2 separate regions of the Homo sapiens genome follow, and region 2 is linked to region 1. Evidence: chromatin contacts called from ENCODE Hi-C data. All regions are on one chromosome and are shown on one strand. The core of a region is the stretch at or near the end of the contact, and the rest is flanking DNA. Distances in the headings are between cores, read along the strand shown.

Region 1 (5,917 bases), core at 522-3,021:
GAGATTGCACCACTGCATTCCAGCCTGGGTGACAGAGCAAGGCTCCATCTCAAAAAAAAAAGAAAAGAAAAAGAAAACAGACGACAGGTGCAGTGGCTCACACCTGTAATCCCAGCACTTTGGGAGGCCAAGGTGGGTGGATCACCTGAGGTCGGGAGTTCGAGACCATCCTGACCAACATGGAGAAACCCCGTCTTTAATAAAAATACAAAAAATTAGCAGGGCATGGTGGCGCATGCCTGTAATCCCAGCTACTCGGAGGCTGAGACAGGAGAATTGCTTGAACCCAGGAGGCAGAGACTGCGGTTAGCCAAGATCGTGCCATTGCCCTCCAGCCTGGGCAACAAGAGCAAAACTCGGTCTCAAAAAAAAAAAAAACGAAAAAGAAAAGAAAAATAATCATTGATTTGGGCCGGGTGTGGTGGCTCACGCCTGTAATCCTAGCACTTTGGGAGGCCAAGAGGGGTGGATCACTTGAGTCCAGGAGTTCAAGATCATCCTGGTCAACATGGTGAAACCCTTTCTGTACTAAAAATACAAAAATTACCCGGGCATAGTGGTGGATGCCTGTAGTCCCAGCTACTCAGGAGGCTGAGGCAGGAGAATTGCTTGAACCTGGGAGGCAGAGGGTGCAGTGAGCTGAGATTGTGACACTGCACTGGGTGACAGAGCAAGGCTCTGTCACAAAAAAAAAAAAAAAAAAAAAAAGTTGATTTGCTATTTCTTCAGTTTATCCTGGCTTTATGACTGGAAAAAAATTTTTTTTAACTCAGTTGGATTTTTTCTTTTTTTTTTTTTTTTTTTAAGTTGATGTCTCACTATGTTGCCCAGGCTGGTCTCAGAATTCCTGGGCTCAAACAACCCTCCCGCCTCAGCCTCCCTAGTAGCTGAAACTGCAGGTGCACACCACCATACCCTGCTTTATCCCCACTGAATTTTATAAGCTGCTTCTGACTGCAAAGTGTTTGGCAGAAGAGAGGGATATGGCTAAATGCACGGTATGACTAGCTTGTTTCCTGGGACAGGAATCAGTTCATTCCTGAAAGGGTATGTAAAGAGCCCGTTTGCCTGGCCTAGGAAAAGCCAGAGGTTCAGAGAGAGGAAGTGACTTGCTCAAGATATACAGCTTGCATTAGAGAGGAGAGAACTTGCCTTCTGAAAATGCCCAGGGCATTTTCTACTAAATTCTGCTGCCACCTTAGGATTCCCCTTCCCCAGTGTGGGTAGCATTTGAGCAGAACACATATCTAAATCTGTTAGAGGTTACCCTGGGGCAGAGACTATAAGATTTCCTACCAATAACTAAACATAAGAGTGGAACCTTAAACACGAGGGGTCTGTGAGGGAATCCAAAACTTCCCCTCTTGAAAAAGCAGCCTCTAAGGGGGCAAAATGGAGGGTAGTCTTAGGAAAACACCCAAATAATTATCCTGAGGTCTATCTTGGAGTGTCCTCATGAAAAACCCAGTTACACCCAGGGCAGTTACCTTTCTGAGCGGTTTCTTATAACATTCCTGGAGTGGAAAGTGATCAACTCAAAGCCCTCCAGGACTCTAGAGGCAGGGGATGAGCTGGTGTCAGGTAGCACCTGGTATCCAGCAGCTTAAAAAATCCAGACTCTAGGCAGGCTCTCTGTAGACGTGTGTTCTCCTGTCTCAGACTCTTAGGGCAGGCCTTGGGGGTGGGACTGAAAGCAAACAGACCTTCCCACTTTCACATTCCAGCCTCTGTTATTCCACTTAAAACGCTAGGGTTAAACTGCGTTTACCTTAAACAGGCTTACTGTGTTCACTGCTGGACGCCTCTGGGCAATCTTACCCTCCTGGGAACTGAGAGAGGTAGGTGGAGGTCAGCGTGCTGGGAAACTGGTGGAGGGAGGAAACTGCGGGGAGCTGGTCTTCTCGTGTTACCTCTGTTAAATCGCTGACAGCAGTTTAAGGTCCAATAGGCTGGTACTCAAATGGGCTGCGTGGATGTTTTATATTTCCAGAACCTAGCACAGTGCCGGGCATAAAGTAAGTACACCAAAAAATGTTGAATGAGTCATTTGGTCATGAGATTTCTGTTTTCAAAGGTTTTTTTTTTTTCAAAGAATAGCATGTTTGTATGTTGTTTCATTACATGATGGGCCTACTGGGCACGAGGGTTTTCCATCTGTCTCTAAATCATTAGTATCCTTCTGTATCTCAGTTACAACTTTTAACTTTGTAGGAAAGAACAACGTTCACTTCAGACTTAATGGTTTATGTTTCTCAGTTCCTTCAGGCAAGGGAAAATGTTTCCAGAATTTGATAAGGTACTTGGTACTGTCTGGCATTTAAATTTTTTTTTTTTTTTCCAGACATAGTCTCACTCTGTCACCCAGGCGAGAGTACGGTGGTGCGATCTCAGCTTACTGCAACCCCCACCTCCTGGGTCCTGCCTCAGCCTCCTGAGTAGCTGGGACTACAGGCATGCACAACCAAGCCCGGCTAATTTTTGTATCTTTAGTAGAGATGGGGTTTCATCATGTTGGCCAGGCTGGTCTCAAACTCCTGACTCCATGTGATCCACCTGCCTCAGCCTCCTGAAGTGCTGGGATTACAGGCGTGAGCCACCGTCCACAGCCTGAAATGTATTTTATTTAATTAGTTGCTGTGAGGTATGAACATTCCTGTGAGGTATGAACCTCATTTGATAATAGGTAAAATTGAAAATGAAGCTCTGGGCCATGTAGAAAAGTAGTAGATCCATATTGCCATTCTATGAAAACCCATCTTCTGATATTAAAGACAGGTCTACTAAGTAAATTCAGGTTTTGCCAAACTCAAAGCTACTTTTCTGTTTTCCTTATTTTTAAATGTAGGCCTTTGAGAGTCGTCACTTGTAAATAGTCTTTCTGCACCTGGTAGTAGATTGGCCAAATAGAGGGTAGTTACCTGTAGGCTGTGGTTTTCCAGAAGAAATAGGGAGACTGTAATCCCAGGCCCTGGGGACCCTACAGCGTAAAGGATCTGTTTCTTTGCACTCTGTTCTGATTGAACAGCATATTGCAATTATCGGAAGAAGGGAGGCTATATTCTTTCATGTAATTATTCTTAGTGATCAGAAGCTTGAGGTCTCCCTTGTGGAAGTATTCTACCTATGGCAGTAATTTTTGGTTCCTGTAACTTCAAAATCCTATCAAGGACTTTCTGAGCGATAGAGGTCGGGAGGGTAAGAGCAAAACTCCATCCAGAAAGGTGAAAACAACAAACAAAGCCTCGGGCACGGAGATTGGGCTGCTGTTCTAGCTTCTCATAATATCCCATTTATAGAATACACTCAATCCTCAACTCCAGGGTAACTTTCTGCAACAGTAAAATTAGACTTAAAACGAATGAGGTTCTCCAGCTCTGGCTTCTCCCGGAGACCCTGGCTTGGAAAGCCTGGAGTTGTCAGATATCTTTTCATGTGCAAACGCAGGCGGAAAGTGCCTTTAAGGCCTCGACTCCGCCTAGTAACTGAGCTGCTATTTAACTTTGCTCAGTCTTGCATTGCCTCAAAGTTATTTGACTGAGCTTGAAAAGACCAGCTTTCAGCCAGGCGCGGTGTGGCTCATGACTGTAATCCCAGCACTTTGGGAGGCCGAGTCAGGCGGATCACCTGAGATCAGGAGTTCGAGACCAGCCTACCAGCATGGTGAAACCCCATCTCTACTAAAAAGAAAATACAAAAATTAGCCGGGTGTGGTGGCACATGCCTGTAACCCCAGCTGCTCGGGAGGCTGAGGCAGGAGAATTGCTTAAACCCGGGAGGCAGAGGCTTCAGTGAGCCGGGATGGCGTCATTACACTGCAGACGGGGCAACAAGAGCGAAACTCCGTCTCAAAAGAAAAAAAAAAAAAAAAAGACCAGCTTTCTCTTATAGTTTCCTATTACTTTTTTTCCCAGCTATTTTTTGTTAAACGATCACAACCCACTTCATTTCCCCCTCGTAGCCTCTTCTTCCCCACAGCTTTCCATCCAGGTCTGGAATTAGCTCTGACTTCTCTAGAAGCCCTGAGCTGAGCACGTTAGGTGCCCTACCTCCAGAATCCTCCCAGCATGGCCTGGAGATTGCTGTTGTCTTGACTCTAGACTTGAAAAACCAAGGCCGGGCGCTGTGGCTCATGCCTGTAATCCCAGCACTTTGGGAGGCCGGGGTGGGCGGATCACGAGGTCAGGAGATCGAGACCATCCTGGCTAACACGGTGAAACCCCGTCTCTATTAAAAATACAAAAAAATTAGCCGGGCTTGGTGGTGGGCGCCTGTAGTCCCAGCTACTCGGGAGGCTGAGGCAGGAGAATGGCCTGAACCCGGGAGGCGGAGCTTGCAGTGAGCCGAGATCGCGCCACTGCACTCCAGCCTGGGTGACAGAGCGAGACTCTGTCTCAAAAAAAAAAAAAAAAAAAAACCAAGACTAAGAGGTGTGGTGATCTGGCTAGGAAGGAAGCCACAGTTGGGAGTTGGAGGCTCTAAGTAACAGCAGAGCCCCTTACAGCCTGCGAGATCCATGCTGGATCTTGGTTTGTTTTTCAACAAACGGGTGTTGTTTTCTCAAATTCACTCCAAGAGGAAGCTGTGATTATAAATCAAATGACTTATTCAACGGCTCCAAGCCTGTTAAGAGTGGCCTTGGTCCACGGAAACTTTCTGACACATAATCCAGGGCTTTTTTTTTTTTTTTTTAGACGGAGTTTCGCTCTTGTTGCCTGGGCTGGAGTGCGATGGCACGATCTCGGCTCACCGCAACCTTCGCCTCCCGGGGTTCAAGCGATTCTCCTGCCTCAGCCTCCTGAGTAGCTGGAATTAACAGGCATGCGCCACCACGCCCGGCTAATTTTGTATTTTCAGTAGAGACAGGGTTTCTCCATGTTGGTCAGGCTGGTCTCTAACTCAATCCAGGGCTCTTTTTAACCATACTATTTAAGCCCTGTTGCTGGAAGCCTGTGGTTATAACCTATGCTTAAAAAGAAATAGTGATGAGGATAAAGCAGGGTACCGAACTTGTCAAGAGAAAACACATAAATAAGAAAGAGCAGGCAGAGAGGAGGACAGGAAAAGGTTGTCTTTTTGAAAAAGGACAAAATGATACAAAAATTAGCCAGGCATGGTGGTGCATACCTGTAAGCCCAGCTACTTGGGAGGCTGAGGCAGGAGAATCACTTGAACCTGGGAGGCCGAGGTTGCAATGAGCTGAGATTGTGCCGTTGCACTCCAGCCTGAGTCACAAAAGCAAAACTCTGTCCCCCACCCCCCAAAAAAAAGAAAAGGAAAGAAAGAAAAGAAAAAGGACAAAATGTGTTGCCCTTCAGATTAAAAACCAGTTTAATCCAAGCTGTTCTTCCTCTGAGACTGCATCAGGCTTTCACAGACACTGAGAAAGTTTCCATCGGCCCACCCCCCCGGTTTCTAATTTGGGCACACAGGTGATGTCATGGTAAAATGAATATGTGAAAAGTGCTTTGGGCATCATATGGTCCATGAATAATTAAGGTGAGGATGATGGGATTCTTGTCTGTAGAAAGGAACCCCTTTTTTTCTGCTTCTCTTTCTACAGTCAGTTATTGAGATTAAACTCTAAGTGCAGTGTCTTAGTGCAATGAAAATTAGTTTACATCCTGGAGAGTGAGAATTTATAAGAGTATGTGTTATGGAGAAATAAGCAATTAGTGATTGAACATAATATACACCCTGCCAGTTATTGAGCAACCAAACTATAAGTCTTTGCTGGTTCCCAATTTGTTCAGAACTCTTTATTTATCCCACCTGATCAGTGCCTCCGACTTAGAATTGGGGGGTATTAATTTTGATCTGAAATTCAACCTGGGATGAACAATCTCGCGTCCTTTTGGTCACTCCCTGATTACCATCTCCTCCCATTATATCACACAAACGCAAGAGCCTAGAGCCCAGA
Region 2 (5,365 bases), core at 1,439-3,938, 980 kb after region 1:
TCCAGTGACTCCATCCCTTGGAAACATGCCCGTTTGAAAAAAGTACTACCCTGCTTAAAGATTCTAAATCTTGCCTTAATCCACTTCAGATTGAACTATTGCCAAAAAGGTACTTATTCAGAGTCTTTCACCTATGAAACCAAGATGCCGTGTGCCCATTGTAAATTCAGATGTGTCCAGTCACATGTTTAGTAGAGACATTTCAGGATGTAATTTACATAGTCATCAAACTGTGAGCTGCACACCAGCTTTGTAGGTTTGGGTTTAAAGTTGCTTGAACAATCCAAGGTCAGTTTGGGAACTAGCATGGGCTGAGCCTGCTAATGTGGGTGCATCGGAGGTGCAAGGGCAATAGGGTGGGCTTACCATGGTATGTTATTTGCCTGAGGAGTGAATGCCTTATGAGGAAGAAGTCATCCCCAGGTAGAGTATACAGATCTGGGCCACAAAACATGGTTTTTCGTCATTTTTGGAGAGACTGGGTAGTACGAATGGCTGCTCATACTGCTGTATGCCTGAACAGGCCCTCATAGACATGATAAAGGACCCTAAGGAGATGAGCCCCAAGAAGACAGCCTAGCAATGGAGGATAATAGTCACAGGGACAGAGGCTGCCTCCCTGCCTACCTCATCACACTCTAGCCACTGCACTGACAGGCTACCAAGTGCATGGAATGAGGTCATGGCCATTTGTGGGAAGTGCTTAGTAGTGACCCGAAAATCCTGCTGTCAGTATCAGTGACTGTGGGACCCAGCCAAGTACCCTCTAAAGAGTTGCAGCAGGCTTGTCACCATAGCTACTGTGGATTCACAAGGCTGTTTTGAGGATCCAGGGGAACTTCTCGAGAGCATGTGCACAATTGTCCCTGGGAATTTCCGAAACTAGCTGGGAGAGATTGGAGATGTTCTGAGGCTCTCATGCTCCACAATTTGTGGTTAAGCCAAAGAAGACAGCCTTTGCCAGTACTAGTGTGTCAAAGAAAAATATGTCACGTATACATTCTATGAGCACAAAGTGATGAGACAGGGCCATAAGTTAAGCATGGGAATCAGTCTCATCCCTGACAGACACACGTTAGGTAGGAACATGATTCTACTGATTTACCATATAATTGTGTTTGGCTTTCTTTTGTGTTAGTCCCAGCATAAGATAGATAGGGTTTGAGCTGATCACGCCTTACTTGAGCTGATCACACCTTACTTTCTCCCTCAGTTCTTGTGGTTAATTAGCAAGATGACAGGTCAGCTAGGGTATGGGTGGAGTCAAAGTTGTAGGATACCCTCAGAAAATCAGCTCTTCAGAGTTCAAGCTGCCTCCATCCTTTCTGACATTTGATTTATCCCCTACCAGGCTATGAAGCCTTGACTTTATAGTATAAACCTCTAATCAGATAAGCGGATCACAAAACCATCTTTATTCTCAAGACCACTGCTCTATTGCCCTAACCATCCTTGAGCCATCTCAGGGTAGAGGCATCAGCCTTCAGGAGTTACATAGGCACTGGCAGATCATCATAATAAGGACGGGTTGCCAACCTGCTCAGGTTACAGTGAATGCTGATGGGTAGAGTCTGCTTTGAATTTCTCTGACAAGAGGGAGATACAATGTATTTGGTTCACCCAATTCATTTTAAGGGATTTGGTTCCCAGATTTCCTGCAATCGGAATCATGGCCCATTTTCACAGCCACTAGAGCATTAAATTCGTGTATACAAAATAAAGGACTAGAAAACATGTAAACCTAAAAATGTTTAAGCTAAAATTGTGGTACAGATGTTATCTGAGTCCCATAAATCAGTATTCAGAAATATTGTCTTACTGTCAGAAGCAAACAGCAAACAGAGACTTGCATTAGCTATGTGTCTAGATAATGGCAAAAATTAAGTACAGTATTGTTTAGAAATCATAGGCTGGCAGATCTCTTTTCCTTTTCAGGGTTTAAAGAAAGCATAACCTTCTCTGTTGCATTTAACAAAGGAAAAAAAAGGATTTTCTTGTTTTTTGTGCGTACACCCTGCCTAGGGATGAGTTATTCATCAAAATAAGCTTCCTTGTGTTTTAGAATTTGAGAATTTAGAATACTGAGCATTCTCTAACACATCGCCCTAAACATGCTAGTTTGATTCTGAAGCCTTTTTTCCATTTTGTCAAGTTCACCCTCTGAAAGGGACAGTGAAAAATTAGGGGTTGGCTCCACCTGGTGCTTTGATTAGAAAATTACACCTCCATGTATGAGGGCTGTCAACGGACAGTGTGCCCTCTTGCGCACGGAAACAGTAAAAATACTACATAAATATTACTTAAAAATACTAAAACTACCCCACAAGAGTGACCAGTTAACTCACTTTCCATGCAGGGTGCTAAGGACTATTTTTGTATGGTTGTTTTAGTGTCTGTTGCTATGGAACAAATCATCTTAAAATATAGAAGCTTAAGACAACAAAATCATTTATTATCTCCCACGGTGTCTATGGGCCAGGAATTCAGAAGGAGCTCTGTCGGGTGGTTCTGCCTGGAGGCTTCTTTCACATGAGATCGCAATCAGACAGTACTTGGGGTTATTGTAAAGCCTCATTCGCTCCCGTGTCTGGTGTCTGAGCTGATAAGACTGGACAGGCTGGGGTGGGAGCTTCTCTCTGTCTCTATGTAGTCCCTCTTTAGGGTTTCTCAAGCATAGCCAGACTTGTTTCATGTTGGCTCAGAACATCCAAGGTGGTGTCCCCAGAAAGAGAGCCAGGAGGAAGCCGTGTTGCTTTTTATGATCCAGCCTCAGAGGTCAGGAAATGTCACTTCTGCTGTGTTCTGTTGATAGAGGTAATTGCAAACGTCTACCCAGGTTCAAGGGAAGGGAACATAGCCTCCACCCCTCAATACAGGAATGTCAGTGTCACGTCAGAAGAAGAGCATGTGGGATGGGATATATATTTGTGCATCATCTTTGTAAAAATACAATCAACCACAATTGTTTTATTTAATCATCCTTCACCGTAAATGAAGTTGCTTCGATATATCATTATCCCAATTTTACATTTAAGTGAAAGCAGAAGGAAACATTAAAGATCTTCTTACGCCCTTTCGGTGTCATACTAGAGCATTGCCTAATAAGCTGTCAAAAGTGTCATCTGTACACGATTCTCAGTCTTGGCGCTATTGAAATTTTGGTCTGGGTAATTCTTTGCCGTGGGGGCTGTTCAGGGCGTAATAGGTCATTTAGCAGTATCCCTGGCCCCTGCCCACCAGACACCAGTAGCACACCTTCATCCCTTTAGTTGCGATAGCCACAAATGTCTCCAGACATTGTCAGATATCTCTGGGGTGAGGAGAGGGCAAATGTTCCCCCAGTTGGGAAGTTTTACAGGAAGAAAGTTACTTTGATTATTTGCTATTGATGAAGGTGAGACTCTTGTAAAGTTAATGTTAACTTGTGGAGGATCATTATGTTGCAATTCATTTCTGTCCAGTAGGAAATATAAATCCTACAGATTATAGTTGTGTTGTTTTATAATTTACCAGTTTCAACTTCACTTGCAGTCTTATTCCAGCATTCTTTTTGTTCATTGACTATATATAGTAATTTTTCTTCTCCTTCTTCATTCATTGATAAGTTAAATAAACCTTTGTCACATGTGTGCATACACACACACACACACACACAAACGCACACACACACCAGCTCCTTGGCAGAATGCAGAGTGAGAATTCTCTCCAATATGGGGATATGGAGCTATTATGATCTCCCTTCAAGAAAGAACTTGTAGATTAGCTGTGAGGGTGCAGTTAGGTGATGGCCTTGGTTGCAGTGCCTCTGGTTGCTTAGCCACAGCAGTTGAGCTGAGGCCATGCTTTTCCTAGGCAGACCTTTAACAGCTAATGAGCACAGTGGGCGTGCCAGGGCCTGGCCCTTTCTGTTCATCATGGAACTTCTCCAACAGGCAGCCTTTGCTCTGGAGCTCTCTGTTGGGCTGGCTGAGACTTTTGCAGGACAGCACTGCAGTTTGAGACTCTTCCTAACTAACCCTCCTTCTCCCTCCCCTTTCACAGGTGACAGACCTGCATCTCTAGCCTTTTTGTGCTTCAGGCACAACTCAAAGCTGCCAATAATCATGTTGCCCAATTTGTGAGCTGGAACTGCAGTCTTTTTGTTTTTTTGAGACGGAGTCTGGCTCTTTCGCCCAGGCGGGACTGCAGTGGCGCTATCTTGGCTCACTGCAAGCTCCGCCTCCCGGGTTCACACCATTCTCCTGCCTCAGCCTCCTGAGTAGCTGGGATTACAGGCGCCTGCCACCGCGCCTGGCTAATTTTTTTTTGTATTTTTAGTAGAGATGGGGTTTCTCCGTGTTAGCCAGGATGGTCTCAATCTCCTGACCTCGTGATCCGCCCGCCTCGGCCTCCCAAAGTGCTGGGATTACAGGCGTGAGCCACCACGCCTGGCCTGGAACTGCAGTCTTAAGTGTGGCATGAGTTGCCTTCAGAACCCAAAGAGGCCTACCAGGCACTTCTTTTTTGAGGTATGAGATATAAGATGCAGCAATTTATCGTTTGCTTTGGAGGGAATATTCCAGCATGAACCTAACCACTGGATTCCTTAAATCCTCATTCATCTTTTCCTCTCTGGAGCATGAGTGTTTTACCAAGACCTCCAGCATACTAGCCACCTCTTGCTTCTTCTGGCCAATGAACATGATGTCATTGATGCAGTGGATGGGTTTGATGTTCCGTGGGTTCAGGTGATCTAGATTATTTCAGACTATTATGGCAAAGGGCAGCTGAGTTAAGATAGCTCTGAGGCAAAGCAATAAATGAATATTGGAGTCTGTCCACGTGAATGTGAATTGTTCCTGATCTTTTTTTCTAATATGGATAGAAAAGGCACATTCACCAAATAGACAACCACATGCCACGGGCCTGCGGCCTGTTTAATGTGCTCCAGCTGTGATCCCACCTCTGGCACAGCAGCCGCAGTCGACCACCATGTGATTGAAACTGTACTCATCTGTTGTCATTCTTCAGAGTCCATCCACTTCCTGCTGGGGGAGACTAGCAATTAAAAAGAGATATGATAGAGACGACCAATCCCTATTTTGTATTTACCATCTTGCCTGGGGGACAGTTTCGGAGTTTCCATTTGGCCTCTCCCACTATGATAGCACTTCCTCACTGACCAAGGAACAAATATAGGGTTTACTCCAACTGCCAAGTACATTCATTCCAGTGATACATGGAAATGGAGAAATGCTTCCTGGGTGAGTCTACAGGTTCTGTGGGCCCACTCTGTGCCAGACCCAGCTAGGACTCCATTCATTACTTGATTCTTATAAGGCCCCACTTCAACAAGGGGTCCGGGTGTCAAGGTCAACTCGGAACT

Evidence for each region. Hi-C counts contacts between places; a loop is a spot of excess contacts on that map. Pooled maps may share reads with other maps.
Region 2: a map of CD4-positive, alpha-beta T cell shows a loop between it and region 1 (6-fold over the local background). The contact joins the enhancer-like site here to the promoter of GCNT2 in region 1. A Hi-C loop is called at or near these places in 1 of 168 maps with a recorded cell type or tissue (CD4-positive, alpha-beta T cell) and 7 of 50 pooled maps.

What each region holds. Positions count from the first base shown.
Region 1 is chr6:10,519,580-10,525,496 of GRCh38, forward strand. GCNT2 (glucosaminyl (N-acetyl) transferase 2 (I blood group)) reads left to right here and starts at 1,772. Exons shown (of 5, transcript NM_145649.5): 1 at 1,772-1,838. LOC101928146 (a long non-coding RNA gene) reads right to left here and starts at 1,827. Exons shown (of 3, transcript XR_001743961.2): 1 at 1,769-1,827. RefSeq lists enhancers at 1-338, 2,059-2,118.
Region 2 is chr6:11,494,188-11,499,552 of GRCh38, forward strand. All of the region lies in intron 3 of LOC105374928 (a long non-coding RNA gene), which reads left to right. Among named protein-coding and RNA genes, the nearest start is that of TMEM170B, 41 kb to the right of the region's middle. Within about 2 kb of position 2,689, at least 3 of the 41 ENCODE cell types and tissues checked have a DNase peak (open chromatin) inside an H3K27ac peak, as active enhancers do.